6 separate regions of the Mus musculus genome follow, and regions 1, 2, 3, 4 and 6 are each linked to region 5. The links are chromatin loops, found by intact Hi-C in ENCODE. Cell type or tissue: heart. All regions are shown on one strand. Region 1 overlaps Rbm20 (RNA binding motif protein 20). Region 2 has its middle 4.5 kb from the start of Smndc1. Region 3 holds the start of Adra2a (adrenergic receptor, alpha 2a). Region 4 overlaps Tectb (tectorin beta). Region 5 holds the start of Bbip1 (BBSome interacting protein 1). Region 6 overlaps Shoc2 (Shoc2, leucine rich repeat scaffold protein).

Evidence for each region. Hi-C counts contacts between places; a loop is a spot of excess contacts. Peaks named below come from ENCODE experiments on the same cell type or tissue, not always from the same donor. Only the 100,000 strongest peaks of a DNase experiment are listed, where the experiment ranks them.
Region 1: a loop joins it to region 5, with 2.4 times the contacts of the local background. A loop is called at or near these places in 3 of 42 quality-filtered maps.
Region 2: it touches region 5 in a loop (5-fold over the local background); 5 of 42 quality-filtered maps call a loop at or near these places.
Region 3: a loop joins it to region 5, with 2.5 times the contacts of the local background. A loop is called at or near these places in 4 of 42 quality-filtered maps.
Region 4: a loop joins it to region 5, with 2.7 times the contacts of the local background. A loop is called at or near these places in 6 of 42 quality-filtered maps.
Region 6: it touches region 5 in a loop (2.5-fold over the local background); 3 of 42 quality-filtered maps call a loop at or near these places.

Annotation. Positions count from the first base shown.
Region 1 is chr19:53,836,826-53,841,825 of GRCm38, reverse strand. Rbm20 (RNA binding motif protein 20) reads right to left here. Exons shown (of 14, transcript NM_001170847.1): 8 at 768-847. Among named protein-coding and RNA genes, the nearest start is that of Gm16299, 14 kb to the right of the region's middle. In heart, a CTCF peak has its summit at 2,883; DNase peaks (open chromatin) are centred at 1,737 and 2,705.
Region 2 is chr19:53,392,595-53,397,594 of GRCm38, reverse strand. No RefSeq gene overlaps it. Among named protein-coding and RNA genes, the nearest start is that of Smndc1, 4.5 kb to the right of the region's middle. In heart, a CTCF peak has its summit at 2,812 (motif pointing left); a DNase peak (open chromatin) is centred at 2,914; H3K27ac peaks cover 467 bases.
Region 3 is chr19:54,041,687-54,046,686 of GRCm38, reverse strand. Adra2a (adrenergic receptor, alpha 2a) reads right to left here and starts at 1,428. Exons shown (of 1, transcript NM_007417.5): 1 at 1-1,428. The coding sequence starts at 472. In heart, a CTCF peak has its summit at 2,099 (motif pointing left); DNase peaks (open chromatin) are centred at 1,676 and 1,996; H3K4me3 peaks cover 2,226 bases; H3K27ac peaks cover 734 bases; H3K27me3 peaks cover 1,364 bases.
Region 4 is chr19:55,196,209-55,201,208 of GRCm38, reverse strand. It overlaps Tectb (tectorin beta), which reads right to left. Exons shown (of 10, transcript NM_009348.4): 10 at 4,896-5,000. Gucy2g (guanylate cyclase 2g) reads left to right here. Exons shown (of 21, transcript NM_001081076.3): 20 at 1,654-1,745; 21 at 2,421-3,110. The coding sequence ends at 2,525. Among named protein-coding and RNA genes, the nearest start is that of Mir6715, 6.0 kb to the right of the region's middle. In heart, a CTCF peak has its summit at 2,677 (motif pointing right); no DNase peak of the experiment used is centred here; H3K4me3 peaks cover 407 bases; H3K27ac peaks cover 404 bases; H3K27me3 peaks cover 478 bases.
Region 5 is chr19:53,942,503-53,947,502 of GRCm38, reverse strand. It overlaps Bbip1 (BBSome interacting protein 1), which reads left to right and starts at 2,876. Exons shown (of 4, transcript NM_001195338.1): 1 at 2,876-3,347; 2 at 3,924-4,037. It overlaps Shoc2 (Shoc2, leucine rich repeat scaffold protein), which reads right to left and starts at 2,627. Exons shown (of 9, transcript NM_019658.6): 1 at 2,490-2,627. In heart, CTCF peaks have their summits at 2,872 and 3,966; DNase peaks (open chromatin) are centred at 1,952, 2,852 and 3,362; H3K4me3 peaks cover 3,614 bases; H3K27ac peaks cover 2,633 bases.
Region 6 is chr19:54,025,351-54,030,350 of GRCm38, reverse strand. It overlaps Shoc2 (Shoc2, leucine rich repeat scaffold protein), which reads right to left. Exons shown (of 9, transcript NM_019658.6): 5 at 3,813-4,001; 6 at 2,511-2,633; 7 at 745-882; 8 at 373-490. Among named protein-coding and RNA genes, the nearest start is that of Adra2a, 17 kb to the left of the region's middle. In heart, no CTCF peak of the experiment used is centred here; no DNase peak of the experiment used is centred here.

The DNA.
Region 1 (5,000 bases), 110 kb after region 5:
TCAGTAAAATGTAAACTTGCTCCAGGAGCCAATATCAACTCTCTGTTCCCTGTTGTCTTCTCTAACCAGGGAGGGATAGGCAAGAGAAATCCCAGCATTTCCCATGTCCCTGTCTAACCTGAGCAGCTCTTCTGGGCTACAATGGTACCACTCATCTGAACAGGGATAAGTAGAGGCTAGAAGGCCGGGTTGATGGGTCAGGGCTAAGGGTAGAACATGTTACAATTCAAATCTCTCCTGCTGAATAAATTCAGCTCAACTTGACACAGACTAGAGTCATCTCAGAGAAGGGAACCCTAGTGGAAAAAATACCTCATAAGATCAGCCTGCAAGCAAACCTGTTGAGCTGTTTTGTTTTGTTTTGTTTTTTAAAATTTGTGATGGATGTGGGAGGGTCCAGGCAACTGTAGGTAGAGCCTCCTCTGGGCTGGTGACCCTGGGCTCTACAAAAAAAAGCAGACTGAGCAAGCCATGGGGACCAAGTCAGTAAACAACACCCCTCCATGGCCTCTGCATTATTTCCTGCCTCCAAATTCCTGCCCTGTTAATGAGTTCTTGCCCTGTTAACGAGTTCTTGCCCTAGCCACTTTGGCTGATAAACTCTTACAGATAAGTGTGAGTGAAATAAACCTGTTCCTCCCTAAATGGCTTTCAGTGATGGTGTTTCACTGCAGCAATAGAAACCCTAACTAAGACACCCCTCGAAGAACAAGAAGCTAGAAGGTGTTTTAACCTCCAGGCCTCTGACCTAAGACCCAGAGCCTCACCTGTCAGCTTCCCGGAGCATGTCCCTCTCCCTCTGGGAATGGATGTCTTGGATGATAGCAGCCACATTTTTCCCAGGTTTCTAGGTAAAGTCAAAGAGATCATTAGACAACACCGCAAGCATCAGCTATGACCTGCCTTGTTCGATGCCAGTCCATCAAAGGGGGAAATGATGCATTCTGCGGGAAAGATAAAAGGGTTGATCCAAAAGATAAGGAGCATGAACATAATGAACACCAGGGTAGGGTTGAGGGTCCAGAGAATAAGGCATGTGAGTTATATCTTAATAAAGCAGATATTCAAAAAAACCCTAAAAACTCTCAATCATCCATGCCAAATGTTGCTAGACCACTTTACTAAGAAGCTCAATCAACTGTTCTTTTGCTCTTTACTTCTTTCTATGTAACTTACAATGACCTCCAGAGCCATCCAGACACCAGAGAGCATCATGTATCTTATTCTGAGAAACCCAGGTCAAGTGGACAGAGACTACAATTCTGCGCTCTCAGCAAGGCATGACTGCTGTTTTGCTAAGGTCTGGGGGACGGGGGAGGCATCTAGTAAAGCTAAGAATGGAGGACGGCCTGCAGGGACACGGGGAAAGGACAGAAAATGTTCAAGCCATGGAGGGGTCACCATCAGATCATGACACAAAGGAAAGGACAAAGAGAAGACAGTGACTCTGATCCTGAGCCGTGAAAAAGCGAGGACCCACACCCAGGGATTCAGCATTGGCTGGGTGATCTACCCCAAAGAGTACTTCACACCTCGGGCAGATAGTCTTTATTATATTCAGCAGAAAATTATAAGCTTATGCAATGTCACATACAAGTAACCAGGCTACCCAGAATATGTCTTGTCAACTCTCCACAAGCCTCGGGATGAGGCCAAGGCTGGGCTAGGGCTGAGAAGAAAGCTCCTGCCCAGAACGTGTCGCTCACCCTAGACAGAGCTGCAGTAGTCTTTCTGCCTTCCCTTTGAAGTTGGCTGCTGCTTTCTGCAGCTAACGCATGACAGACAATGGAGCCAGGGAACACTGAAGGAGCTGCCAGGATCAATCAAATCTATGTGGCAAGACATGTGTCATGCAGGAGGCCAATGCCAGGCTTCAAGTCTGTGGCTTATACTGGAACAGTGGAAGCAGGGCAGAAGCTAAAGAATATGCCCCCATACCGGGCAACCTTTCGGAACTCAGTACAATTCCCAGAGTGAGTTGAAAAAGGCTTTATTTAGTAAAAGGATTCTTAGAGGTTGATGTATTCTACTTTTCTGGAACTTAATGCCTTCCCGGTTGCTCCTTTCAAACCCAGGAAAGAAGAAGAAGGTAACCTTGTGAGACAGCAGGCAAGAGGTGACTGGGTAACCAGTGTCAGGGACAGAGGCATCCAGCGAATGGATCACCAAGAGCTTCTCTCCTCCAGAGTGAAGGTGTCCCAATGCTGTCATTATGCCAGAAAAGCGGAGGTAAAAAATAACAAAATCAGACTATGACGAAGTTTGGGGTACCTTGTTATTATAGGAAAATTTGAATATGCAACAATGACGAATGAATGCATACTGAATCTGCCTAATCTTGAGGCATGTGTTCTGACCTCCTTTTCTCAACCTTCAAAATCTATGTTGGAGCAAATCTCAGATGTTGCATCTCTCCCTCTGTTTTATGAGGACAGTGAAGCCAATCAACAGCCATCTAGTACACCAGGCAGTTTTCTCTCTCAGTACAGCGTGCTGCTCCTAAAACAGGGTGAGTGTCTAAACTCGAATCTTCTACATGAGTCTGCAATCCATCCAAACCAGGCTCTGTCGACGCAGGCCCAGTTGTTTCTGACACAGCTGGGTTTCCCAGCCTGTAGGCCTCTTTTCATTTGGTTTCTTCCTGGAAACACCCTCTCTGTACAGCTAATTCTCCCACCCTACAAACCAATCAAACCGCAGCCTTCCGCTGGCCACAGAAACCGGTTCGGGGATGGGCACATGTGCTGAAGTAGTCTAACGAGAACAATGGCCAGATGTTTTGTGGGAGCTACAGGAGAAAGTCTGGCTCTCTCTTCTGTGGGAGACGGGACCTGGAATCTGAAGGTAGAGCTGAAGAGGGCTGCCATGCCATCTAGAGGAGAGAGCCCGGGTCTGCTAAAGGCTGTCCCGCCAAGCACAGAGAAAACAAAGCCGTAGACAGCAGAAAGCAGAGAGCAGAGAACATCATGTTGATGATGTCATTTGGGTCCCCACAGTCGGTTGCTCCTTCACTTTGCATTCACCGGAGCCAAGGAACCCTTTCTGTCACCTACATCAACAGGCTGGATTACCACAAGCCTCTGTTACATGCAGAGAGAGTCTGGGCTGATTCATGTCAGGGTGCGGGATATAAAGCCCATTACTACACACTTGGAATATGCTGATGGTCACAGCGACCTAGAGGGACATTATGACAACATGAGGAGCAGAAAACCCACACCAAAGGTCAGAAAACAGTACGTTCTAGGTCTTTGCCACTAAAAGTGCACTCTTATGACCAGGAGGGACAGCATCTGCTGGAGCCTTGGTAGAAATGCAAAAATCACAGCCTTGTCCAGACCTGCAGGATCCCTGGTGACTTGCACGTACCCTGAACTTGGAGAGGCTGTCTGTACACTCCCTGGTGACTTGCACGTACCCTGAACTTGGAGAGGCTGTCTGCACACTCCCTGGTGACTTGCACGTACCCTGAACTTGGAGAGGCTGTCTGCACACTCCCTGGTGACTTGCATGTACCCTGAACTTGGAGAGGCTGTCTGCACACTCCCTGGTGACTTGCACGTACCCTGAACTTGGAGAGGCTGTCACGTACCCTGAACTTGGAGAGGCTGTCTGCACACTCCCTGGTGACTTGCACGTACCCTGAACTTGGAGAGGCTGTCTGCACACTCCCTGGTGACTTGCACGTACCCTGAACTTGGAGAGTCTGTCTGCACACTCCCTGGTGACTTGCACGTACCCTGAACTTGGAGAGGCTGTCTGCACACTCCCTGGTGACTTGCACGTACCCTGAACTTGGAGAGGCTGTCTGCACACTCTTTACAGTGTCCTGCCTGGGGGGACTGTGAACAAAAAACGACCTGAGTTCTCTCTGCCTTTTTTGTTTTGTTTTCATGTGGAAAACCTAATACTGCAATATTTAAAAAGATAACCATATTTGGTGCAAACCCAGTGTAGTCTCCGGGTTTGTTTGTTTGCTGTTTGTTGTCAATGTTTGTGTTTTGTTTGTTGGTTTATTTGTTTCGTTGTTGGTGTTATTGAGACAGGGTCTCACTGGGTATCCCTGGCTGGCTTGGAACTCACAAAAACAAGGCCAGCCTGGTCTTGAATGTATAGAAGTTTACCTGTCTTTACCTCTCCAGTGCTGGGGTTAAAGGCAAGCACCACCACACCCAGCCAACAGTCTTGGGTTTCATCATGGATCATCCAGTAACTATGATCTTGGACAAGCTGGGGAACTTCTACTAGACTCGGTATGTTCATCTGTAAAATTAAGATTACAATACCTGTCTGGCAGGACTGACGTCAAGATTAAAGTAGATAATGTATGGAAAGTGCTTAATACATTACTTGCCTCAGAGTAGCAGGACTCAATTAAAGGTATATATTATGGTGTACTCTTGTAATTACTATGATTATGCATCCTGCACACCTCACAGGATAGTGATTGTCAGACTGGAAAGAAAATGCATGGGAAAAAAAAATTTAAGCCAAAGAGCTCATGTATACTCTGACCTGATCTCAGAACCAAGGTTCACAGAGGTTAAGCAAGTCAGCTCAAAGCAGAGAGGGGTGGAGCCTAGGATGGTGTGATCATTTTCCAACAAAGCGTCACCTTTGTTGGTCCTGTTTTTATATCCCTCCTCCCATCCAGTGAAGCTCTTCACACACTTGTTCCTTCCATGCTCATGGTGTCAGCTCAGCTGCTCACCCACAGTGTGACTCAGTGACCATCTGCTGGATGCCTGGTGCTGCATGACATCTTTAACCGGAACTCCCATCACCTTAACTGTCTCCTTCTGCAGAGTGTTACTAGGCCTTGGTACTTCAAGGAACTACTGTTGTTCGTCCTAATTAGAACCTTATAACACTTCATCTGGAAGCCCAAGCTGCACTGGGAAACTCAGTGCAGAAATTTCATTCCAGCCCCTGGGGGAAAACGGGAACTGGCTAGGTACAGAACAGGGTGGGGCCTTTCTTCTGTCTGATGCTTTAATTAC
Region 2 (5,000 bases), 550 kb after region 5:
GTGGTCATATGTGGTAGCCCATGCCTATAATCCTAGCACTTGGGAGACGAGGACCAAATATTCAAGACTAGCTTGGTCTATATAATAAAACTGTGTTAAAATATTATATATTATTTGTAATGCTTTATTGTAGCTGCTTGTATTCTAATGCCAATTATGTTCCCCCCTAAGATGTTTGCATGTAGCTTCTGGAAACCTGCCTACAGTTGGTTCTGATAAACATGCCACCAGCCAACAGAGGACAGACAGGGGATTTTAGGCTTCCCCAGCATGGGGCCTGGGGGAAGGAGGAGGAAGGAGAAGGGAGATCAGCTATGCTGGGAGTGTACCATGCCTGAGAAGAGTGGAGAACAGAGAGGCGTAACCCCCATGTGAAGGAGCTCGGAATTATCAGTGGGAGGTAGTGGAGGTTAGGCTGTAGCCCAGCTACTGTGTTGTTTAAAGTATATTAAAATATAAAGGCTGGGTGTGGTAACGCACGCCTTTAATCCCAGCACTTGGGAGGCAGAGGCAGGCGGATTTCTGAGTTTGAGGCCAGCCTGGTCTACAAAGTGAGTTCCAGGACAGCCAGGGCTATACGGAGAAACCCTGTCTCAAAAAAAACCAAAAAAAAAAGGCTGCGTGTGTGTGTGTGTGTGTGTGTGTGTGCCTTTCATTTGGGAACATAAACCATTGAGGCAGGTAGTAAACCCACCATCAGGGTTTATTAATTTAAGAAAATTACTACATTTTGTAGCCTATAATGTCTTCAAATAGAATTTATTACATGATAGTAATATTTAAAATAACAATAGAGCTATCCAAGAACAATACACAAAAGAAAAAAATAGATCATCACTAACATCAGAAACAACAAAAGTCCATCCATAGCTGTTGCATCTGTTGCTTATAGACTGCTAAGGGCAGTTAGTTGATTTACATCAACTTATTAGATGAGAGTACAGGGGAATGTGACATTTTCATATTCTTCTACCATGTGTGACACACAGAAGGAAAGTGACTTGACCCTGGTTATTTTATAAGTCACGAGGAAAGATGGCAAATGAACATGGCTTCCTATGAACCAACCTAAAGACCACCAGGCACTCACAACACACACAGCTTCCTGGCTCGGTTGCATTCTTTTTTAACTTTAACCCCAGGAAAACATGATGGAAGGGGGGTGTCTCTCACAACTTCTTTTTTTTTTTTAAAGATGTTTCTTTACTCATATGAGTGGGGGCATGTGCCCTCAGGTGCAGGTGCTTGAGTAGGCCATAAGAGAACATCAGGGAATTATAGATGCTTGTGAGCTGCCCAACATGGGTACAAGGGAACTGAACTCAGGTCCTCTCCAAGAGAGATATGACACTTGACTGCTGGGCCATCCCTCCAGCCCAAGTGTCTTAGGGCTTTACTGCTGTAAACAGACAGCATGACCAAGAGCTCTTCTTATAAAGACAACATTTAATTGGGCCTGACTTACAGGTTCAGTCCAGTATCATCAAGGTGGGAGCATGGCAGCATCCAGGTAGGCATGGTTCAGGAGTAGCCGAGAGTTCTACATCTTCATCTGAAGGCTGCTAGTAGAATACTGACTTCCAGGCAGCTAGGATGAGGGTCTTAAAGCCTGCACCCACAGTGATACACCTACTCCAACAAGGCCACACCTTCTAATGGTGCCACTGCCTGGGCAGAGCATTCAAACCATCACGTCAAGCTTTCACCGGTTCTAACGTGTTTCCTCTGTGACAAAACTTACATCAGAGGCTGTCTTGCTTCCTGTGGCGACTATGGTCTACTGCCCACATTTGTCTTCAGAGTAAATGGCTTGAGTTTCCTAGCAGCAGGAGCACTGGCTCTTCACAGGAGCAGTCCATTAACTGGCTGATCTGGCTGATGGATTAGGAGTGGATGAGGGCTACCCCAGAGCTAGAGGTCCTTCTATGGAATTGCTTAGCGCTCCCAGAGCAACTGTCACCCCTCACCCTCCAGGGCTCACTCTCCAATGACCTGAAACAGAACTCTGAGTGAAAAACCCCATCAGGACCACAGAGAACCTCTCAGGAGCAGTGGTTACAGAAGATGAGACTGGTACTATGAAAGTATCTATTAAATAAATGTATTAGGGTCTCAAAGTAAGCCACGTGTCCTGTGTATATTTTAACAAGCCAAAGTTGTGAACCATATATGGTGGTCTGAAGGTTTAATGGTTGTCTTAGTTAGGGTTTTACTGCTGTGAATAGATACCACGACCAAAGAAACTACATTTAGTTTGGGTCGGCTTACAGGTTCAGAGATTCAGTCCATTATCATCAAGGTGGGAACATGGCAGGGTCCAGGCAGGCATGGTGCAGGCGGAGCTGAGAGTTCTATATCTTCATCTGAAGGCTGCTATGAGGGGACTCCCTTCCAGGCAGCTAGGATGAGGGTTTTAAAGCCCACACCCACAGTGACACACCTACTCCAACAGGGCCACACCTTCTAATAGTGCCATTCTCTGGGCCAGGCATACTCACACCACCACAATGGTTTAATGAAAGAATTCATCAAGCACATTGAAAGATCACAACAACAATCTGTAATCTGTAATAAACTGCAGTCAGGGCTGACTGTAGACGTGTGTAATCCTGCATTTATTTGGTTACTCACTTTTTATTAGTACTAGCCATGGTTAGTATGCGCATTTATTTTTTCCTTCCTCCAACTTCCCCCAAACTTCCCTTTGGCAAAGTTTCTACACTTTTGCCATCATTTAAAAAAAGAAAAAAAAAAAAAAAAAAAAAAAATCAGGCATCAGATGAAGCCTGGATCCTGACTGCCACCTAGTGGAAGTTTTGAATATTAATGCATCTAGTAATTGTTTTCAGTAAAATGTCTAAATATGGCCACATCAAGTTAAGAGCTACTGGTCAAGCCGGGCGTGGTGGCACACGCCTTTAATCCCAGCACTTGGGAGTCAGAGATAGGCGGATTTCTGAGTTCGAGGCCAGCCTGGTCTACAGAGTGAGTTCCAGGACAGCCAAGCTACACAGAGAAACCCTGTCTCGAAAAACCAAAAAAAAAAAAAAAAGAGCTACTGGTCTTGAATGTGTGAAACTGTAAAGCTCATTTTGATTTTTGAAAATATAGGCGTTGCTAAGGTCTTGCTATTATCTCGAGAGACTGCTTAGTACAGTGGATCTCAGCCTTCCTAATGCTGTGACCCTTTAATACAGTCCCTCTGGTAGTGACCCCCACCCCCTGACCAGAGATACTGAGGACCAGCCTCAGCTTGGGAGAGAGGGTCCTGAGGAAGGGATGTTTGGGAGCTGTGGAAGAAATGACTTGGAGTGTGCCATGGATGCAAGCTGATTCTCTTTGGAGATAGCTCTCTCTTGCACACTAAAGCCCAGTCTCTTATTTTACATAAGCTACTTTCTTAAGAATTGCATCTCAATCCAATCATTTACTCCAGGTTCCCTTTTGATTGGCCCATGAATCAGCATTTTATGACCTTAGCCCCTTGACTCAAAAGACAGGGCTGCATGGCTGAAGCTGCTTAGTTCTGCTGCTTGCCTTTGTCTCCTGGGATTAAAGGTGTGTACCACCCTGCCTGGGCCTAAGCTTTTCATGGTCACTGTTCCTCAAGATCTGGGTCAAAAGCCTGTATCCTTCAGCCTTAAGACCTGGATCATAAGTGTGCCCTCCATTTCTGGATTGTAGTTCATTCCAGGTAAGAGGATTCCCTCAGGAGCTGTGCTGCAAAGGAGCACAGTAAATCCACTTCCTTTTCTTTTATTTGGCTTTATGTGCACTAGTGTTTTATTTGCATGTATGTCAGTGTGAGAGTATGAGGTCCCCTGAAATTGGAGTTACAGGTGTGAGCTGCCATGTGGTTGCTGGGAATTGAACCTGGGTCCTCTGGAATACCAGCCAGTGCTCTTAACTGCAGACTAAGCCATTTCTCCAGCACTAGTAACTCCACTTTTAAAGACCATTTTAAGGAGGTGGTTAGGAGTACCGATTGCTCTCCTGCAGTACCAGGCTTTGATTCCCAGCACTCACAAGATGGCCTACAACCATCTGTAATTCCAGTCCCAGAAGGTCCTATGCCCTTTCGGCATCCATGAGCACTGCATTTATGTGGTGCAGACACTTGCAGGCAGAACACTTGTACATATAAAATAAAGGCTAAAAAAAAAATCTGAAACCATCCTAAATAATTCCTTCTACTAAGTACTCACACTTTTCTACCTAGCCTTCAAAGGGCTCCGAGTGCCCACTGCCTTCCCCACATCTTCCCTGCGGTCTGGCCCACCCTTCTGCTGTCCTCTGTTTCTGAGGACCACATATGTATTTGTACTCTCACCTTCTGTCTGTACTTACTAAGCAATCGCCCAGCATTTTCCTCCAGTCTCCTCCCATCGTTGCCAACACGTGTGCACAGGGACACATGGGAGGGGCAAACCTACTCCATCTTAAAGCAGAAAGAGCCTGAGTGCTTGACTTACAGCTGAACCTAAGCCACACCCAAGTACCAGGAAGGACCCCACGGCTTGTCCTTGGCCCGTACCCCAGAGTTACTCCCTAGCTACTTCCTAGCAACAGCCAGTCAAGATTAGTCTGATTGTTTGCGATGTACTTTCAGACCCTCTGTGATTGTTCATGGTTTTGCTTCAGAGCACCCACCTGTCAGCTTACAATAGTTATTCAGTGAGATGCTTGGCAGGCTGTAACCCCTCTCACTTGCTCGACATTTCCTATAAAACCTTGTCCCACTGAGGGCTTAAGGCTGCTTCACCCTCTGGTCCTACTGTGACAGGGTCTGCAGTGAGTGAGCCAGAACTGGAGCTTGAATGAGAGACCCTAGTGCAACTGCATTGGAGTCGGCTCCTTGGTGGTCTTTTGGGACACATGCACACACATACATGTGCATACACATGCACACAGGCATGAAACCATTCGAAATCTATTTTGCAAGGCTATAAGTAATTTCTCCATATTTTCATTTTGAAAATTATCAAAATGAAATTACAGGG
Region 3 (5,000 bases), 99 kb before region 5:
GGTTGTACTCGATGGCCTGCGTGATGGACCAGTAGCGGTCAAGGCTGATGGCGCACAGGTGCACTATGGACGACGTGCAAAAGAGCACGTCGAGAGCCAAATAGATCTCACACCACACCTTACCAAAGTACCAGTAACCCATAACCTCGTTGGCCAAAGAAAAGGGAATGACCAGCGTGGCCACCAGGATGTCCGCTGAGGCCAGGGACACCAGGAAGAGGTTTTGGGGAGCTTTGAGCGCGCGACTGGTGAACACCGCGATAATAACCAGCACGTTGCCAAATACTGTGAACAGCATGAGCAGGCCAGCCAGGCAAACCAGCGTCAGTGTCACCTGCAGGGAGTAAGGGGTGGCTCGGGTGCCGCCTCCGGGCGCTTCGGTCCCGTTCCAGCTGCTGTTGCCGGCATCCGGCTGCAGTGAGCCCATGGGCGCAAAGCTGCCCTCGGCCAGCGGCTGCTCCTGGCGGAACATGAACGCGGGTGCTGGTTCTCGTGGGCCTGCTGCCAGCTGCCTTCCGGCCCCGCGTCCGTGGGTCCTCCTCTTCCTCCGGTGCGGGGTTCGTCCCGCCGCGCCTCACATAAGGAAGAGGGCCGCAGGGAGCTCGGGCCCAAGCTGGGGACCGCTAGTGGTCCATGGACTGGAGCCCGCGAACTGGCACCGGTTCGTCCTTCCGACGCTCCGGGTGGGTGCTTTCTCTCTCCCAGCTCCTCAAACACAGCCAAGTTTTATTTCTAAGCGGCAGGATCGAGTAGGGCCAGCTGGTGGTTAGAGATTTTATTCTTCAAGAAAAGAGAAAAGAAATTATCGGTGGCCTGATGATTTGGAAAGATGTCAGAAATTTATACAAATGCATTTAGCTAGTCATCTATACCTTGATTCTTAAGCTGAGCGAAAGCATGAAGTCTTACCCCAAGAGGCAGCGGAGGGGTGTTGGTGTGGGCTCGGAGTCCTAGGTCTGTCTTCTTATACCCTCGAAGAGATTTCCAACTCCGTCGCTACCCTCCAGGCGGGGTGGCGAGGGCTGGGCCGGACCTCCGGCGAAGGCGCGGACTCTGCCTCCTCTAGGAGCCCCACGGGACTTCCAAAGTTGTGCGCTCTGCTGGGGCTGGGACTCTGTACACAGAGCTCGGGGGCGGCGGCGGTGGGGTGAAGGGTGTGGGGGCCGCATGAAGCCGCACCCCCACCACCACCACCTCGGTCCTCAGGGCCAAGCTAGGTGAGCGACCGGCTCTCCAGGAGCCGCGGCGGAGCCAAGGGTGGCTGCTAGCCGCGATCTGGGTGGGCGCTGAGCGCCACAGACCCGGCGGGGGTCGGAGGGCCGCGTGAGTTTTCGCAGGACCGCAGGACTTGGAGCTGGAGGCGCTGGGTGGCTGGGCGGTGTGCGCCGGCTGCTGGGCGTCTGCACGGAAGCGGGAGCCGAGGCTGCTCCGCCGCTCTACGCTGGACTGGTTTTATAGCCCCAGGATGAAGCCGGCGTTGCCGAGCAGCCGGCGTCAGCCCCCACGTGGGAAGTCGACCCTCCTCCGCCCCTCGCGCCTCCCCTCCTTAGGTCTAGAGCCCGCACCCGAGTCGGACCCGGGAGAGCGCTGCCTCTGGGACCCGGCTTTTGGAAAGACGGGTACAGGGAGCGAGGGGCAATAAGAGAGAGCCTAAGGAGTGGGGAGCGGCCCCTGCTGGGAGTTGGCCGTTCGGCTACTAGCTGGCCCAGGAGACAGTAGCAGGCGCCCAGCGGTACACCGATCTAGCTGGGTTTTAGCAGAAGAGGGTGCCAGGGTGCTGGGACCCGAATTAGGAGATGCAGAGTGGCATAAGAGTCGCTGGCGAGCAGCCCCGCCCCAGGTCAAGCGCAGGTGCTTCTGGTGACTGGGATGAAAGGGATCCCGGAGAGGTAAGCGTGTGCGGGTTCCTAAGGAACCACTGGAGCGGAATGGACCAGCATCCACGAGAGCAGACCAGGCCGGAGTTATCCATACTTAGGGAAGAGAAGGCCTCCTATCCTAGCAGCTGCCGGGACTCTCAAGGCCTGGACTCTGCACTGCGCCCCTTTGAAAGGCGGTGGGGAAGGGTCCTGGAGGGGTAGGCCCTGAGCCATGACAGAACGAGAGCGCACTGACACCTGCTGGCCGCTGGTCGTCACGGCTGGAAAGCGACTTAAGGGCTCCAGGCTCCTCTGGAGTCCTTTCCTCCATTTTTCTCCTATCTTGGGGGCAAGTTTGGACTAAGCTGGGGCGGCGGGGGTGGGGGGGGGGGAGGGGACACGGACAGATTTCAAACTGCACTATGTCATGATGCAGAAATCTTCAGGTTGTATAGATCTACCTCTGATGAGAGTAAGGCTCGGAACCTTCTACAGATGTGAGAGTCCTGGATCTTCCTCTCTGCTTGCCTGGCTTTAAACTACTGGGAACCGTTAAGCATTAGTTGAGGCACAGCTACTTTATGAAGAGCGCCATGACATTATAGGTAGATGTAAGCCTTACGCTGTTTTAATCAGTACCTACTGTGTGCACGAATTAAAGTATTACACTGAACTCCACAAATGTATAGGATTATTATGTGTTTGTCAAAAAGGGGTTTCTGATTATGGAAATAGAAAAGTTAACTATCCTGACTTGGTCATTACATACTGTGTGTAATATTGAATTAACATACAGTATCTTACACATCTGTACAATTAAACGTGAAAGAAAAACATCTTATTAGACTCTATCCCCACTTACATGGCCTTTTCTCCTACACCCCCAATACACAGATAAGTACACACATCTGCACAGCATCTGTCGGTGAGGGCAGGGTGCTAGCCAAGAAAGAAAGGGTGTTTTCTATGTTCTCTCTCTGGTGAGAAAGGTAGGAGCTTGGCAGTAGATGGCAAGGTTTCTAAGCACTCAGGCAGGAGTATCTGTCGCACCAGATACACTGTGCCATCCGAACTCTTTCTTCAGACGAGCAGCAGGAAGATCACGGAGAACCAGAGAGCACAGAATGTCAACAGGGTACACACGAGACCTAAGAAAGCATCTGTCATACTTCAGAGATCACTACACCTAAATGTCACACTCAGTCATCCAAGCCAGGGTCCAAGGTCCGAGCAGATCTGAGCCGATGTCTCCCTGGACATCAACGTGCAGGCTCGGGTCTGGCTGAGGACCGCGGGCTACATGAATGACCCTGACCATCAGTCTCAACCCCGACTACTCGCTCAGTATTTGATGGTGCGAGTGAGTACATCTCAGATGTCTCATTTGAATTCAGCACCTTTACCCTGCAACCCTTCCCTGGTGGACAGCCTCTGCTCCCACGCATCATGGTAAGAAGTCCTCAGAGTCTCAAGAAAACCAAGATGGCTGTCTGTCCCCTCTCTGTTGAGACTCTTATTCCCTGTCTTAACCCTCTGCTCCGAGCCTCTTGGCAGGAGCAGGGCCATTGCCAGTGTGTTCATTTGCAAAGGTGACTGAAAGTGGTGAGCAGGGACTGAATTATGTGAAGATTTTTGAAAAGCCAATGAAAGCTACGAAGAATGAGCTCAAGTTGAGAACTGCAGCCCTGAATCTCAGATATGCAGTTTTAGAATGGTACCACTGACCTCACGGGAGCTGAGGCAGAGCATACATTGGATGTTGTCATTGATGGCCTGAGGGAGATTTGCCTCTGGACTTACCCATGAAGGTCTATAGCTATTAGGAAAAAAATAAATAGCAAAATACCACTTCTTAGCACTGAACATAGGTCAGCCACAGTGCTAAGCAGTTTATAAGCTATACATTACTTTGTCTAAGCTTTTGCTTATATAATTGGGGAAATATAAGGTCAGCAAGGTTAAGTATACATTGCCAGCCATTTATTGGACCATGTTTCTTGAATGTAAGCCCAAGAAATTTTCCACCACCCCCCAGCAACTGGGAGGCTCTGTCTTCTGGACACTGGCAAAGGCCCATCCAGAGACTAAAGACAGATGTAGCTCAGAGCAGAGTGCCTACCCAGCATGGACAAAGCCTTGGCTTCAGTCCTCATTACCACTGCATAGGCTGAGCAGGACCATACACGGGAAATACAGGCATGGCGGTCACAAGTCATCCTGTTACATAACGACTTTGATCCTTTTGGGAGGAAGAAAGGGTGCTGGGAAGAGCCCCTCTATCCCACTTTCTCCTCCAACTGTGACTAATACAGCAGAGCACATAACGAGGTACGACGTGTACCTCGATCGGCTTCTGCTACAGCACTCTATGGGAGACTGAACATTTTTCATGCTCTCTCTCTGCTATAGAGCATGAAGAGATGAGAACCCCTTCCTCTCCTGGGTATCAGTATTAGCTTGAATAAATTGCTCTTCAGGCCTACCCACTCACATATGCTGGGCTCATCTTTTAATCCTTGAGCATCCCTGAAGAGGGATGCTTACAAATCACATTTCTCAAGGCAGAGATGTCTAGTTTTCATGAGGCCCTGGGCTCTACCTGCAACGTCACAAAATATTTCTGGGTCAGACTCCTTGAGAATACCAGTTTACTAGTATTAGAGTGGGGTCTTGGTACTTACATTTTAAACACACACACACACACACACACACACACACCTCTATAAATGTTCGTGAGATGAAATGAATTCCCCATCTGACTGAGCTGTCAACAAAACAGGCACACAAGCAGACAGCCAAGACGGCTAATACTTCAGCCCCAAGTCAGGATTCAGCTATGCTAACTAATCCATGGATATAGGTATAAGACTGCAATGGTTTGAATGAAAACCGCCCCCAAGGGTTCACAGGGAGTGACACTATTAGGTGTGGCCTTGTTGGAGGAAGTGTGTCACTGGGGGTGGGCTTTGAAGTTTCAGAAACTCAAGGTAGGCCACTCTCTCTTTAGATCTGGATGTAGAGCTCTCAACTACTTCTCCAGCACCAAGTCTGCCTGCACGCCGCCATGCTTCCTTCCATGACAACAATGGACTAAACTTCTGAACTGCAAGCCAGCCCCAGTTAAGCGTTTTCCTTTATAAG
Region 4 (5,000 bases), 1.3 Mb before region 5:
TATTGCTTGATATATACATGTGTGTGTGTGTGTGTGTGTGTGTGTGTGTATGTGTGTGTGTGTATGTTTGTGTGTATGTGTGTGTGAGTTTCTGTTGTCCGCCTTGCCTCTGAGGGTATAGGAACTCTGCTGCATAGATGATACACAGAGATGCTAGACTGTATTTAACCCTATATCCCGCTGTTGGGTGCTGGACTACTCAGGGGTTGGAAAAATGCAGCCTAAGATGTGGGAGGCTGAAGATGGGCTTCCCTGACTACTGGGTGTCCATTTGCTGCTGGAAACCATGCAGAGGGGCTGGGAATGAAGGGTAGGAGGTCCATGGGCCTGTGATGAGGAGCCCTGGGCTGGGGGTTCCCAAACTACTGGACATCCAGGCACTGGGTCACAGGGAGTTGGGAACGGAGGAGGCCCCTGGAGCTGGTGCTGGGGGAATGGGCTCCAGCGTAGCTAAGCAGTGACAAGTCCAGGGATGCAGAGGGGCTTCTGTGGGGGACTTAGATGGCACAGCTCTGTAGATGATGAAGGTTTCTCCCATGCTCCCCAAGGCGGTTCTTGATGAAAGAGACAGCCCTTGGGTCCAAACCGTTTATTGATTGTTCATCGTGGAAATGGGTGCATACCACCTCCTCATGGTGGACCAGAAATTAAATATCTTTTGCAGGAAGGAATGTCCTGGAAAGGAAGCTTATTGGCTAAACCCTCAGGGTCTCTAGATAACTCATCAGCATGGAGAACTCTGTCCTCATCTATGAGACCATAGGTCATAGAGAGTGTGGTCACGTGATCCTGATCAGAAGTGAGTGGAGTGCCAAGGGTCCGCTGGTGAGAGGTTCCAGGGCTTCCAACCTGCTCAGCCTTACCAAGTTTCCTGGCATGGTCTATTGCCCTTGCGCGCGCGTGCGCGCGTGCATGTGTGTGTGCGTGCGTGCCTGTGTGTGTGTGTGTGTGTGTGTGTGTGTGTGTGTGTGTGAAGGAAAGGTTTACAGTTTACAATAGATCAGGAAGCTGGCTGCCTAGGCAGGTTTCAGAATTGTCTCTACTTGCACCTTTGGTTATGGTAACATTTTCAGGAACACGTCTTCAGTTCATCCCAGGAAGAGGAAGAAGCCCAGTGAGCCTCCGTTCATGGGGATCTTCAGCTTGCAGTCTGAGCTGGTTCTCTGTTCCTAAACCAACCACTAATCCATAAGTATCTTACCAATTTACTAATGCCTGGGTAGCTTAACGTCCCAACCTACCTATGTGTCCCAGACACTGGCTATAATTTGTACTTTAAATTTGTCTATCTGTCTGTCTGTCTATCTATCTATCTATCTATCTATCTATCTATCTATCTATCTATCATCTATCTTCATACACACACACACACACACACACACACACACCTGCCTATCTACCTATCTGAAAAGGGTCTGACTAAATCTCAGGCTAGCCTGGAACTCACGATGTAGTTAAAACGGGTCTTGACCTCCAGCTCCATCATCCTCTGCTTCCCATGGGCTGGGATTAGGATACCCAGCCTCGTGCTTTGTTTTATGAGAAGTTATAGAAAACAAGGAATGAAGTAATGTTGGTCCCTTCTCTAAAGAAGCCCTGCCCACCGACTCCCCCAGTGATGATGGCGACTAGCCAATGTCTGATTTCTGGCAGCTCTCCGGATTCACGTTTCCCAGAGCACCGCAGGAGCTCTTCTAGCAGCAGGGGGGTACCATCTGCAAAAGAGAGGCACCATTTCAGTCAAGGTAAGGCTGGGTTGACCCTTTCTCACCTTCCCAGTCTGTGTCCTTGATAGACACTGGCTGTCTGGGTAGGAGTGGAAACCTAGGAAAGAGTGGAACAGGGAAGGCTGCGCTGTAGCTCAGCAGGGGAGTGCTTGCCTAGCAAGTATGAGGGGCTAGGTTCATCCCCCAGGACTGCCAGAGATAGGAGCCTTGGAAAGGGATCTGGAGAGAAGAGAGTGACATCAACTCTCTGGTGCAGCTGCACGGTGCCCTCCAGCAGGCAGAGAGAGGACCTCTGCACTGCAGACCTTCTTGGGATGGTGCCCCATCCCTATTGGTGGTCTCACCGGATGACTTAGCTGTGCATATGGAGAATGGGCGTGGTAGCAATGCTGAACGGACTCTATGTACACCTGTGTGTGAGATGCTTTCCTCAGTCCCCAAGTCACTGAAAATTCAGATTTTATTATACTTTGAGAATCTGGGGGTTGGGGTGCAATGGACTTTACTCTCTGCAGGCCTTTCCACAGAAGAACATGGCTGAAGGTCCATGAACTCACCAGGATTTCATATTTCAAGTCTTACTTCTCTAAAAGAGATGGGTCCTGCTGCCTATCCAAGCAAGCCAGACCCAGCAGGGCTTCCCTGTCGGCTGCTCTTCTCTTGCTCACCAGACACCTCCTTCCCTTCCTGCAGGGCAAGGGAGAACAGACGACCTTCTGGCTGAAAGGCAAAGATGGCTTCCCTGTCCCACTCCCTGAGTTTACGGAGGAAGAAGCTAAAGTTTCAGAAATATTGTGAGGTTCTCTCAAGATGTTTGTAGAGCCCCACTAATGTCTGTGGGTGTCCTTCGGGGGCAGGGGGTGGGGGGGACAACAATGACGATGAATGCATCCAACATTCCTTTGAACAGTTGTAGCTCTGTGTCAATGAATCAATGACCCGCCACTAGATGGTGCTGTCTGACTGGTGTCTCATTCTGTCCCAACCTTTGCTCCCAGACCCCCCAGCTATTGTGCAGTTGGAAGAGGTGGCTGTAGGGAACTCACTTCCAGGCATGGCCAGTCATAGAGGCTTTTAGCCTCACAACTAGTGTCATTAGTCCATCATGCCTTACTCTTTCTTGCGACACTTATTTCTTTGCCCCAGCCTATATGGTTGCTAGCGAATGAATGCAGAGAATATTCGTATACCATGCAGCTCTCAAGACTTTTTGTTCTGTTGCAACACCAAAGAATGAAGAGGCAAGACCCAATGAGAGCAGTTAGATTTTCTTTGTTGCTGGCATGCTCTGTGGAGATACTTTTGAGTACTCTATTGAGAAACAAACTACCTTTTGTTTTCTTGGGGAGCTTTCATGCGAATATTTATAAAAAAATGCTTGATATAATTCTTGCTGTTCTTCATAACCAAGGAAAGACTTCCCAGTATTAGCCCATCTTCAGAACCACCCTTGAGTGTTCCCCTCGTTTCTTCCCTGAGATACAGGACTGATTTCTCTGACCTTCAGACAATCCTCTCCTTGGCAAAGTTCTGGCAAGAGGCTCTGTTTCCCCCCAGTCTTCAGCATTAAGGGATGACCATCTTAGATGGCCAACTAGGAGGAGGGAAGACAGCATTTACATAGGGAGTTTCTCCCCCTCCAGCATGGAGACAATGGGCGAGTCCATCTTCCTGTTGAACTCAATTCCTACCTTCTTCCCTTGTTGAGCACCATGGCTTCTTGTTCTAAATACTTTGTTCCATCATTAAAGAAAACAAATCATAATAACTTATGCAGCTCTTAGACCAGCCCCATGACATACATACATCTGTCTGTCCACCCACCCATCTGTCCATCCGTCTACCCACCCGCCCATCTATCCCCCTAACCTCCATCTACCTATCATTCTATTCAACCATCTATTTATCCATATACCAATCCATTTACTTACCCACTCATCCATCCATCCATCCATCCATCCATCCATCCATCCATCCATCATCCATCCACCCATCCATCCATACACACACACCCATCCACCCACTATCCATCCATCCATCCATCCATCCATCCATCCATCCATCCATTTGTCTGAGAATTTTATGGACTTTAGGAACATGTGTTTTTACTCTGCTAGCTGACGCACTGGAAGTGAAGAGAATTTGAACTTTCTTTCATCTTTATCTTGCAGTTTAGTTGGAAGGAGACATTTTTAAAAAGCAATAACGCAACATTAAGGACTAGTAGAGCTATAAACAAAACAATGAAGCAACCACATAATCTAATATCGTGATATTAAAAGGGCATTAGAAAATTCTATTCGGTTCCAGAGATGGGGTTGAATAAGGTAATTGTTTATTATATTATTATTATTATTATTTGTATCAAAGATGTACATTTGCTTATGGCCCTAGCCCATCTGCTTGCCTAAATTATATGCCAATAACAGACTTTGTTAAATCTAGCCTCATTTAATATTATAACATAAACATTTGATATCCAGACTTGTACATCACACAAAACACAATAAAAATACAAACACAGATATCTGCATGCGCACCTGTATTCTTACACACACACACACACACACACACACACACACACACACACACACACACACCCCACTGGATATATATACACATGGAAGAGGAGAAGAAGAGAGTGAGTAGGGGAGAGAGACAGAAAGGGACAGGGTTTTATGGCTAGGAGCAGTTTCCTCAAATCTGTATCTAGTGTTGTGTGTATGAACCAAGGATGCCTAAGGCAATATGTATCTTTCTTTTCTCTGGATACATGTTTCATGTTTAGTACAAGTTAGAATTCACAGCAGACATTACACCGAGGGTGCTTTCTCTTAATCCCTCACAGAATCCTAAGGCAGAAAGGGTAACTAAACCCCGTGTGGGGCTACCAGTTAACTAAACTGAACACATCTCTTCACTCACAGGAGAGTGGACTCCTGCAGGCAGGGCTCGACCCAGGTGATTCTAACCCCCACCCCTCCAATGTTAGCCATGCAAGATGGCTACCTCCTTTACCTCTCGTCTGTAGACTACTGTAGTATTGGAGTGTTTGAAGTACAAACGATTGAAAGTTTGTGGGATTCTTGGAGTCTATGAAGTCTCAAAACCTTTGGGGGAACACTGGGATTGTCTTCTCTCATAACATACGAACACTGTAAACTGTGGTCACAGGTTACTTACTCCAGACATTTTATTTAGTCCATAGCACCAGGTTGAGATACAAGACCATACATCAGGATCAAACATTGTTTTTAGTCTGACAGCCAAAGA
Region 5 (5,000 bases):
CAGCAGCCACCCTGAGGTTAGCTCATATAGAATAGAATAGTGACTAGCTAGAAGAGGGAAAGCCATCGTCCTGAGACACATAAAGAACAGCTATCGATTGATTGATTGATTGATTGATTGATCAATCGCAGGACTAGGAAAATCAAACCCAGGGAATTGTACATGTTATGTAAACACTCTACTACTGAGCTACACCCTCAACCCAATGTGATAATATGTTAAATGAATTTCTACAAGCACATCAAAAATCATAATTTTCCTGTTCCTATTTAAAAATAAAGTACCTCAAATTTATGACTGGTTTGAAGTTCACATGCTGACTTATGATCTATACTTGCCACAATTACCAAAAACAGTTCTGATCTAATTTCTGATTATGACATCTAAGAAAAACAAAGTAAAATGTAATCCAGGTTGGAAATACTAATGTCTCTCTTTATACCATCTTTCAATACATACTAACTTCTGAGTAATGAAAGAAAAACACTGAGAATATCATAAAGGAAATGCCAAATGTGACAAATATAGTTTCTTCAGAAACTTAAGCATCAGGGATAAATGTACTTGGCTAGAGTGAGGTCAAGACTAACTTCAAACTGAGATTGCAAGAGTGTGATTTCATGTTACTTTTTTTTTTTTTTGGTTTTTAGAGACAGGGTTTCTCTGTATAGCCCTGGCTGTCCTGGAACTCACTTTGTAGACTAGGCTGGCCTCGAACTCAGAAATCCGCCTGCCTCTGCCTCCTGAGTGCTGGGATTAAAGGGGTGTGCCACTACGCCCGGAATATCATGTTACCTTTAAGTTACATTTAGTCCTTTAAAAGGTAGAAACCTTAAACAAAACCCTTTATTTCTGTCTCTTTTACTTTGCAAATGCATACTCAAACTAAAATAAAAATACTTTATGTCTTAATAAGTTTGGAAGACTTCTCACTGAGAAAGTTTTGAGTGTGCAGCCTAAACCCGTGGTGGTGAATGACTGACGAACGTACGCATTTAGGTAGTTTATCTTTAACTCTCATATGAAAAATAAAAACATTTGAAGAATTCAAATATAGTTGCAATTTAATTTGTAGAGTTGGTGAACATTACAAATTGTGAATAGCTAAACCTCTAAGTTTCTTCAAATACATAGCAAAGAACAGTTACAAAGGCAATGCCAGGGAGGGGTGACTGAAGGAATGAGTGTACTAGTAAACGCAGGTCTTTAAAAATCAAACATCTTTGTCAGGGCTGATGACTTACACACAAAAACACTTGCTTGCACAAGTCTACCATTCGATTCTGAAAAACAGCTAAGTTTTTGATTCGGCAATCCTTCCGGGTAGATGCTAGAACTTCTGACATCCACAAAGAGTGTACGCGATTACACCGGTGTAAGCTCCCAGATTAACCATCCTGCTGCAGACCAATGTACCACACAGTCCACATTTGCAAGCTGATTTTTTACTTCCCTTGAGTCCTCAAAAATACTTGTGGGGATAGGTCGCAAAACAGGGTTTCCTCTTTTATTTTCATCACCTTCATAATGATACAAACCAATGGGAAGAAAATCGAATCTCCCAAATGTAAAGGTGAGATGAGATGAAAAAAAAAAAAAAAAAAAAAAAAACACACCCCAAAAGCATCTTCTTTCCGATTCCCAAATAGACAAGCAATTCCACCTGTTTGTAAACCCCCCACTTGCACTGTTAACACAAACCTCTGCGGAGAGGGACGGGGGAGCGAGGGGAGAGGGAGAGAGAGAGAGAGGCGGGCGAATTACTGCTTTGGAGTCCTTATTCTTCTACCTAGGCATGGGGGAGGGGATGGTACAAAACAATGGATACCGAGGGGCTAGGGGGAAAATCTTTTTGCCCTGCAGCCTCCTGCGTTCCGAGCTGGGGGCGGGGAGTTACACTACTTTTCCTCCAGCCCTCAAAGCCGACACGGAGATTGCCACCAGGCGTGTTTAGCAGGGCGGTCTCTGCGGCCACAACTCCTTTCACTCGGCAACACACCCAACGCCGAACCCACCACTCGTCCCGCAGGGTCTGCGAGGAGGAGACCGCTCAGCGCCGAGGACTTTGGGGTGGAGGCGCAGAGACCCCACCCCACAGCCCTACGGCCGCGCCCGCCCTCCCGCCCGCCCGCCCGCCCGGCGCCAAGCGTCCTCGCGACCCGGGCAGCCCCGCAGTCCCGGCCGGGAGGCGCCGAGAGACCGGAGCAGCCGGAGCGCGACTGACTCGCCGCCCCGGGCCCGCGCCCGCGCCCCGGCGCTGTCCCGGCCGCCCGCTCCGCAGTAGGCCCGGCCCGGCGCTGTCAGGGGGCAGCCTGCCGCTCCCCGTGTCCCGCCCGCCGGCCCCGCGCGGGCAGCGGCTCCGAGGCTCCGGCGCCCCGGGCCGTGGCACCCCGGAAAGCGGCCGCGGCGCCTCCCAGGGCCCCGACCCCTCAGGCCTCGCCCCGGCTCCGGCGGCTCGCGCCTGTCAGGACGTGTGGGCCTCCCCTTACCGACGGCCGGCCGGGCCCCCCGACAGGCAGGAAAGCAGAGAACCGGCCCACGGGCGCTCCTGTGCCGCTCCCGCCCCAGGCTGCCGTCCGGAGCCCGGACTCCACCATCCCTGCTCACCTCCTTCCTCCTCCTCGTCCTCCGCTCCCCGAGCGACGCTCCCCTGCCACCGCCCCCCCGCCCCTCCCCCACTCGCCCCGCCCCTCCACACACTCTGGCTCCAATCGCCCCGCCCCAGCCCCCTTGAGCGAGCCTGGGCATTCGCTAGGGAGGAGGGATGGGCGGAGCCAGAGCAAAAGCAGTCACCCAATCAGAGGGAAACCTTGGCGCCAGCTTCCCTGTCCCCGCCCTTTTCCTTTCCTCCGCGGCAGTGCGCGGTCTCCCGCCCACTGGGCGCCGCTGGCTAGCTCCGCCACAGAGAAAAGCCTCCAGCCGGGTAGAGAAACGACTCCCAGTCGGAAGTTACGGTTGAAGCCCAGGCAGCCATAATTGATGATGGCAGGAGGCGTTTCCTGTCACCCGTTTGACGTACGTTTTTCCTGCTTTTGGTTCCCCGTTACCCCAGGCAACAGCAGAGCGGTCTGGAAAGGGATGCACCTGTAAGTATACTTACGGAGGATGTGCACACACACAGTCCACACTGGGCGAGTTAATTCGCGATCGGGAACTGCCGGTTTGCTTGCCAGACCCTTTACGGAGCCCCTGATCGCTTACCTAGAACTACAGTTTAGGGCTTCAAAACTCCCTCGCACCGGAAGTTGCGCTTGCACTTCCTAGTAGGGTCATGGCCAGGAGGTGGGAGTAGCCGGACCCCGCCTGCGCCCCAGGGGGTGCCTCCTCTCCCAGAGCTGACGAGTGAGGTAAGTGTCCCTGACGCCCTACAGCAGGGCCGGCCAGGCCGGATGAACCGCAGGGAGGGAGCTGGGAGAAGACTAAGCGGAGGCCCCGGGCCGCTTCCGCTGGCAGAGGGTTTCCTTTCCGGCTGGTGGGGCGGTGGCCAGCCTTCCCTCCGCCCCTCTGAGGTTCCCTGTAGGGCGAGGCAGCCGGATCGGCCGCCGGGCGAGGCCAGGCCCGCAGTCCCTAGGTCTGCACAGTGGGGCACGGTGCACGCCTCCTCGAGTTCCTGTCGAGTACAGTACTTTCACTCCCTGGCCTTTAGAAACTCCAAATTTTGGGAACCAAAGAAACCGGTTTCCACCCCAGCTATCAAAGAAAAAGATGACTTCCCTGAGCCAACCCGCAAAGCAAAACCTTCCCTTTCATCTTTGATTTTTCTTCCCTTTCTGTCCTGCCTCCCCTTTCTGAGCTCTATGTAAGCTTCAACTAGAAGTCTGGGTTAGGGTATATTGAAGTAGTTAGTCCTGGGTGTTTACGATTGTGAATATCCTTTTAAAGGACATTTTAAAAATATTTAAAATGCTTTATGTGTCTCCAAGACATTGTCTCATGTAGTTCCTTCTGTGGACGTTTGGAGTCAAGAAGTCAATCGTTCTGATAACTACAGATTGGATTCCTAAAGGTGCAAGAAAAAAAAAAAGAACAATTTTCAGGTAAATTGAAATATGCTTATACCTAACCAAACGAAAATTAAAGTACAAATCTACCTTCTCTACCTATGTTCCAGAAAAAAAAATGAAGTAATCCTGTTCTCCTGAGGTTTACTGTTGTAGTCAGCTGTCACCTTTTGTGATGTGTGTCCATTTACCTGCTTGGTAATTGTTAAGATTCTGCTATGTACACATTTCTTTCCTATTCATATTCCAACTTTAGTACTATCTAGAAGTCATTTATAGGTCTGCAGTTAGGCAGACCCTAACATAAATTTGCTAAGAATTTCGAAGTTGAGAATCTGCAGAATACAGTATTCTTACAACCAAGAAAAGTGGCAATTTTGTAAAACAGAATACAGAGAATATATAAATCAAACTCCTGTCAAAGTTTTGTATTATACATGGACATTGCCACCTTAGAACTTTAGATCGTCTTCCCCTCTGCGACACTGACATTTTTAAGAAGTCATCACAGAGGTATTGTTGGAAAGGGATTCCTTTTCTTATTTCATGCAAACCAGAAGTTAGACTGGAGGCCTGACTGACTGTGTAAGTACTGGGTTCTCAGACGCAGCTCCATGTGCCGGCGCCTCCTGTCACTAGTAGAGTCCATCCCACCTGTCAAGCTGAGGGTTTGGCTTTGATTTGCCTCTGTGTGTAGAGTATTTCATAGTGCTCTAGGCTGGCAGTATAGACTGTCTCCCTTTAATAAATGTTGCTACTTTGCCTATGCTTTAAGCTGATGCAATGAAATCTACAGCAGAGTATACTGATGTCAGCATAGTTTCTTGAGTTTCAAGTCCTGGCACCCTGCAGACTGCTGTTGAAAGATGTATAGCTCTGTAATTCAAATATGTGAATCTTGATGTTATCTTGGCAGATACCAAGGTAACTATTGTCCATCTGGCCACAGTCCAATTTAGGCAATGGTATTTTCTCCCTGAAATTCTTCTGTAAGACCTC
Region 6 (5,000 bases), 83 kb before region 5:
TGCCTCAAGTGCCAGCACTGCTACTATAAATAAGATCTGAGCGAGAAGGACAACGGAACCACAAGTGTCCTCTCAGCACAGACACTGCCAATTTAACTCAGGCCCATGGAACTGTTAAGTTTGGAAGAACAGAAAATAATTTTGAAAAAAAGAAACATTTGTTTATAAATTGAGATTTATTAAGCCTATGGACAACATTCTAAACCATTCTCAAATACAGTATTAATTTTAACAACTCATGAGTAAAACCACTAGCTCTCCATTAAAAGTCCTGAGCTCGCTTTAACTGAACTGCAAAGCAGTGTATTTTCCAACCTATCTGTTTGACAGCACGGGCTCAGCCAGCAGTGTGCCGCACCCTCAGGTTCCTACCGATTTCCTCAGGAAGGTGAGTGAGCAGGTTCTCTCCAAGACCAAGGTGCGTGAGGTTGGTAAGGTGACCGATGCCTCTGGGAAGCGTGCTCAACTGGTTGTTTGTCAAGACTAATTTCTAAAAGATAACAAAACAAAAAAGTTACACATGCATTTTCTTCAACTGATGTGTACTTAAATTGATGTATCTAATGAATGCAATCAATTAAGTAAACTGCATTGAGTAGGACTTGCTTATTATTTGTTAGGAGGACAAATGCAGATAGTCTAGTTCACGTTCATATAAGGACAATAAGACACAACTCTTTATTTCAAGAATTCTATTAAAATCTAAAGACAAACTGCATTTGGCCCTGGTCTGGCGAGCCTGACCTGCAGATCCTTGAGATACGCGATCTCATTGGGCAAGGACTCCAGCTTGTTCTCCTCCAGGTCCAGCTCTCGTAGCTTTCTGAGGTTCCCAAGGCCGTGGGGCAGCTTCTTTAGAAGGTTGTTCGATAAGATCAGAACCTAAATAGAGATGATTAACAACACTTTGTGACTCAAAACATTATATATGATATTATGTGGATTCAAGTTTATTAAGCAATGATAATTTCCAAAAATGAGTATTAACTATGTTATAACTAATATAACATTTTAAAACTAACAGTTACTACAAAAAGATTTTAATTCAGTTACTTAAAAACTAATGGAACCAAGAAATAATTTACTTTTAACTAAATGTTAAAAAGAAAAACAAAACTATGTGCCTTAAGATTAAAATATTTTGACGGCGAAAAATTATAAGTATTAATAAGGCCTGATTATTAATGAGAACCTGATTATTCAAAATTCCTTAAAATATTCACTTAAGGAAGGCAAGCAGCTGACTTACAACTGTCTAGATCAACCCACTGGAGTTACTCTTTAGACATCTCATTTCAATGCTCCTACAACCCCTAAAGGGCTGGGAAGAGCTGAGGAAGCTAAAGTCCTTTGTCGCAGAGAAGGCGTCATTCAGCATCAAAATGGGAGGCAACACTGGGAACCGAGATGGGAGAAAGAGTGGTAAATTGGAAGATGACATGACCTGGTCAAACAACCTTTCACAGGGTCGCGTATCAGATATTTTTAATATTACAACTCATAACAGTAGCAAAATTATAGTTATGAAGCAGCAATGAAAATAATTTTATGGTTGGAGGTCACCATGAGAGATTAAAGAGTCACAGTATTAGTAAGGTTAGAACTACCACATTATGATATAGTAAAATATAATTATTAAAAGTTCTTTAAAAATTTAAAATACCATATTTACTATCTTAGTAAGCTATTATTAAAGATAAAAACTTCACTGATCAAAGACAGTGGCAGTCATTCTTGACTAAAGATGGATCTTTAATTATAGAAAAAAGGGCTCTTTTAAAAGAAAAAAAAATGGAATGTTCCAGGCAAGACTCTAGGATTATACAGAGAGCTAGAAATGTGGACAGCACATTACCAACACACAGGGGAGGGATAGAATTAGGTTAAAGCCATGCAATAAACAGTCCTGAATGTCAATCTGAAGGCTCCATAATTATTGGCAATGCCATGTTTCCTAAAAGGAATTAAGGGGAAATGTTTTCAAGGTGCTGAATTGTAGATACCTCTCTCTTCAGAGACGCAGCGCTTAAATCTCGAAGCTTGTTAGGTGGAGATGGCTCAGCGCAGTCAAACACTTCACTTCCTAAAGAGGGCTGTGCATCTAATGACCTTTTCTAACTATAATCCTTACCCGATAGAAACAACCTTGACATTAACACAAAGCTTATAAGGTAGCTTGCAGGGTTTTGAGGCATCCTAAGTTATAATACCCAAAATTATCCTGTAAGCCCCATGCACCTAAGGAGCAGTAACTCCCTGGAATGTTGGGAGCTGTAGTTTTTTCATGGGAAGAGCAGTGGCTTATGAGTTTTCTCCATGAAAACCTCTACAGTTTGCTGTGTTTCAGGGACACTCCGCTGGGAAATTCCAGGGAGCGGTCCTGACCAAAACCCATCTCTTAGTCAGTATTTAATAGTTAATAAAGCTTGCTTCAAATTTGGCCCAAATGGTAGGGTTGTTTTTTCTCTGGCCTATCTCGGGATTTAAAAGTACTCATACTCTACACTCACCTCAAGGGAAACGAGACCAGACACATCCTCTGGGATCTTTGTGAGCTGATTAGTCGCTAAATTCAATTCTACCATACTGGTCCAAGTTCCAAAATCCAAAGGAAGTGATGTTAACTGATTGTCCTGGCAAAAATAAGAAGCATCCCAGGTAGACCGATAGACACAAACACACCATTTATGTTTCCCTTCGCAAAAAAATACTTAAACAGAACATCTTAGTCTCATTTTTTATTATCTAAATAAAAGAAGAAAACAGGAACAAAATGTACCAAAACAAACCACCACCACCACCACCAAAAACCTCCTGAACTTCCTAAGTTTTAATTAATTAGGCTTTTATTTTTAAGCACCTGTTATCACATGAACAGAATAAAAAATTTTATGTGGGTTTAAAGATTTTCTTGAGTTTAACCCTTTTACTTATATGCATCCAATGAGTTACCATGACAAAGTATAGAAACAAAGAAATCACAGATTAGACTGCTAAGGGTCACAATTATGGTAAATGGTTTGAAGACAAAAGGATGCAGTACACTATGACAGAACACTCTACCTGGATCTGAAGAAACCTAGATTTTCTGGATTCCTACCTTGATGCAGTCAAGATTAGATATGTTTCATTTCCCTTAGCTTCTATAATTTAGTTCACTACAAATTAAATCACAAGACTAATAATTTCCCACTTATTTTTCTCCCTCCACAGTCAATTTCATTAATAATGTGAAAGCTGCTCACAGTAGTGCATATGGACAGGCAAAGAACCTGAGAGTAACTCATCAGGCATTCCGACAGCCAAAGAGCAATGCAGTCTTAAAAGCTCAGCTCATTGTAATCACATAACACCTTAGAATTTAGCATAATAGCCAGCATATTTAAGGTAGCTTAAATGTGTGTGGGGAGGTATTTTTGCATACTTTATCTTTTACTTAACAAACTGAGAATACTGCAAAAGATATTTAACACTTAGTCTAAAGCATCAATTTTGGTGGTTCCATATTATTCCATTAGATATATTACTTTAAAAAATTAAACTTCCGGCATAAATTGGCATTTGTGAGGGATTATGGTTATACAATATATATCCTTACAGTTGCATTTCTACATACATCCATAATTGTTCTTTGAGGACAAACTGCTAAGGGTATGCTCAGTTTGAAGACATCGGTTATCTACTGAGATATTAAGGATGCTCTAGCATCTTTTAGATTTCATCAACAAGGCATTACCTCCTTTTCCTATGTAGGACAGAATAACATAAATGAGAATCACAGCATGTACACACACCACACACCAGATGCTTACCTTCATATTCAGCTTACTTAACACTTTAGCTCTGGAAAAAATTCCAAATGGGATTTTGTTGATTCGATTGTGTTCCATGTTGAGGGAATAAATGGTGGAAAACTGAGATGGACCTCCCACTGGATATAACTGGAAGCAATTTCTAGCTAAGGTCAAGCTATTCAATTTTACAAGACTGGATAAAAGACTCTGTAAAAACAAAATAAGTATAAGATTCAGAAGTGAACCAATACTCACTTTAAACAAAGCAGTAGCCCTCTAGGGAATAATGATAACCTGGTCAGGGTGTTTCTGTGACTATCTTCAGAGACAATCGTTAAACACCATTTAGAGTTTATAGCAAACAATAGCCAATACCAAATTAAATAGAGAAAAACTCAAAGCAATTGCACTAAAATGAGAAACAAGACAAGGTTGTCCACTCTCATCTACCTATTCAATATAGGACTTAAAAGTTCTAGCCAGAGCAATAAGATATCTGAAGAGATCAAGGGGATACAAATTGGAAACAAAGAAGTCAAGTTATCTTCATTTGTAGATGACACAATAGTATACATGCCGGACTCTAAAAATTCCACTAGGCAACTTCTATAGCTGATAAACATTTTCAGCAACGTGGGTAAATACAAGATGAACTCACAAAAATTAGTAGCCCTCCTGTACACAAATGACAAGTGGACTGAGAAAGAAATGAGGGAAACAACACCTTTCACAATAGCCCCCAATAATATAAAATATCTTAGGGTAACTCTAACCAAGTACACAAAGTCTTGTATGAAAAAAAACCTCAATTCTCTGAAGAAAGAAACTGAAGCTATCAGAAGATGGAAAGGTCTTCCATGCTCATGAATGAGTAGAAATCAACATAGTAAAATGACCATCCTAGCAAAAGCAATCTACAGATTCAATGCAATTCCCATCAAAATTCCAACACAATTCTTTACAGTCCTTGAAGGGACAATTTCCAAGTTCACGTGGAAAAGCAAAAAACCCAGAATAGCTAAAACAATCTTGTACAACAAAAGACCAGTCAGAGGTCTCACCAGTCCCAATTTCAGGTTGTACCACAGAGCTATAGTAACAGAAATCACACGGGGTTGGAATACAAATAGATACATTAATCAGTGGCATAGAACTGAAGACTCAGATATGAGTCCACACACCTATGGACACCTGATTTTTGGTAAA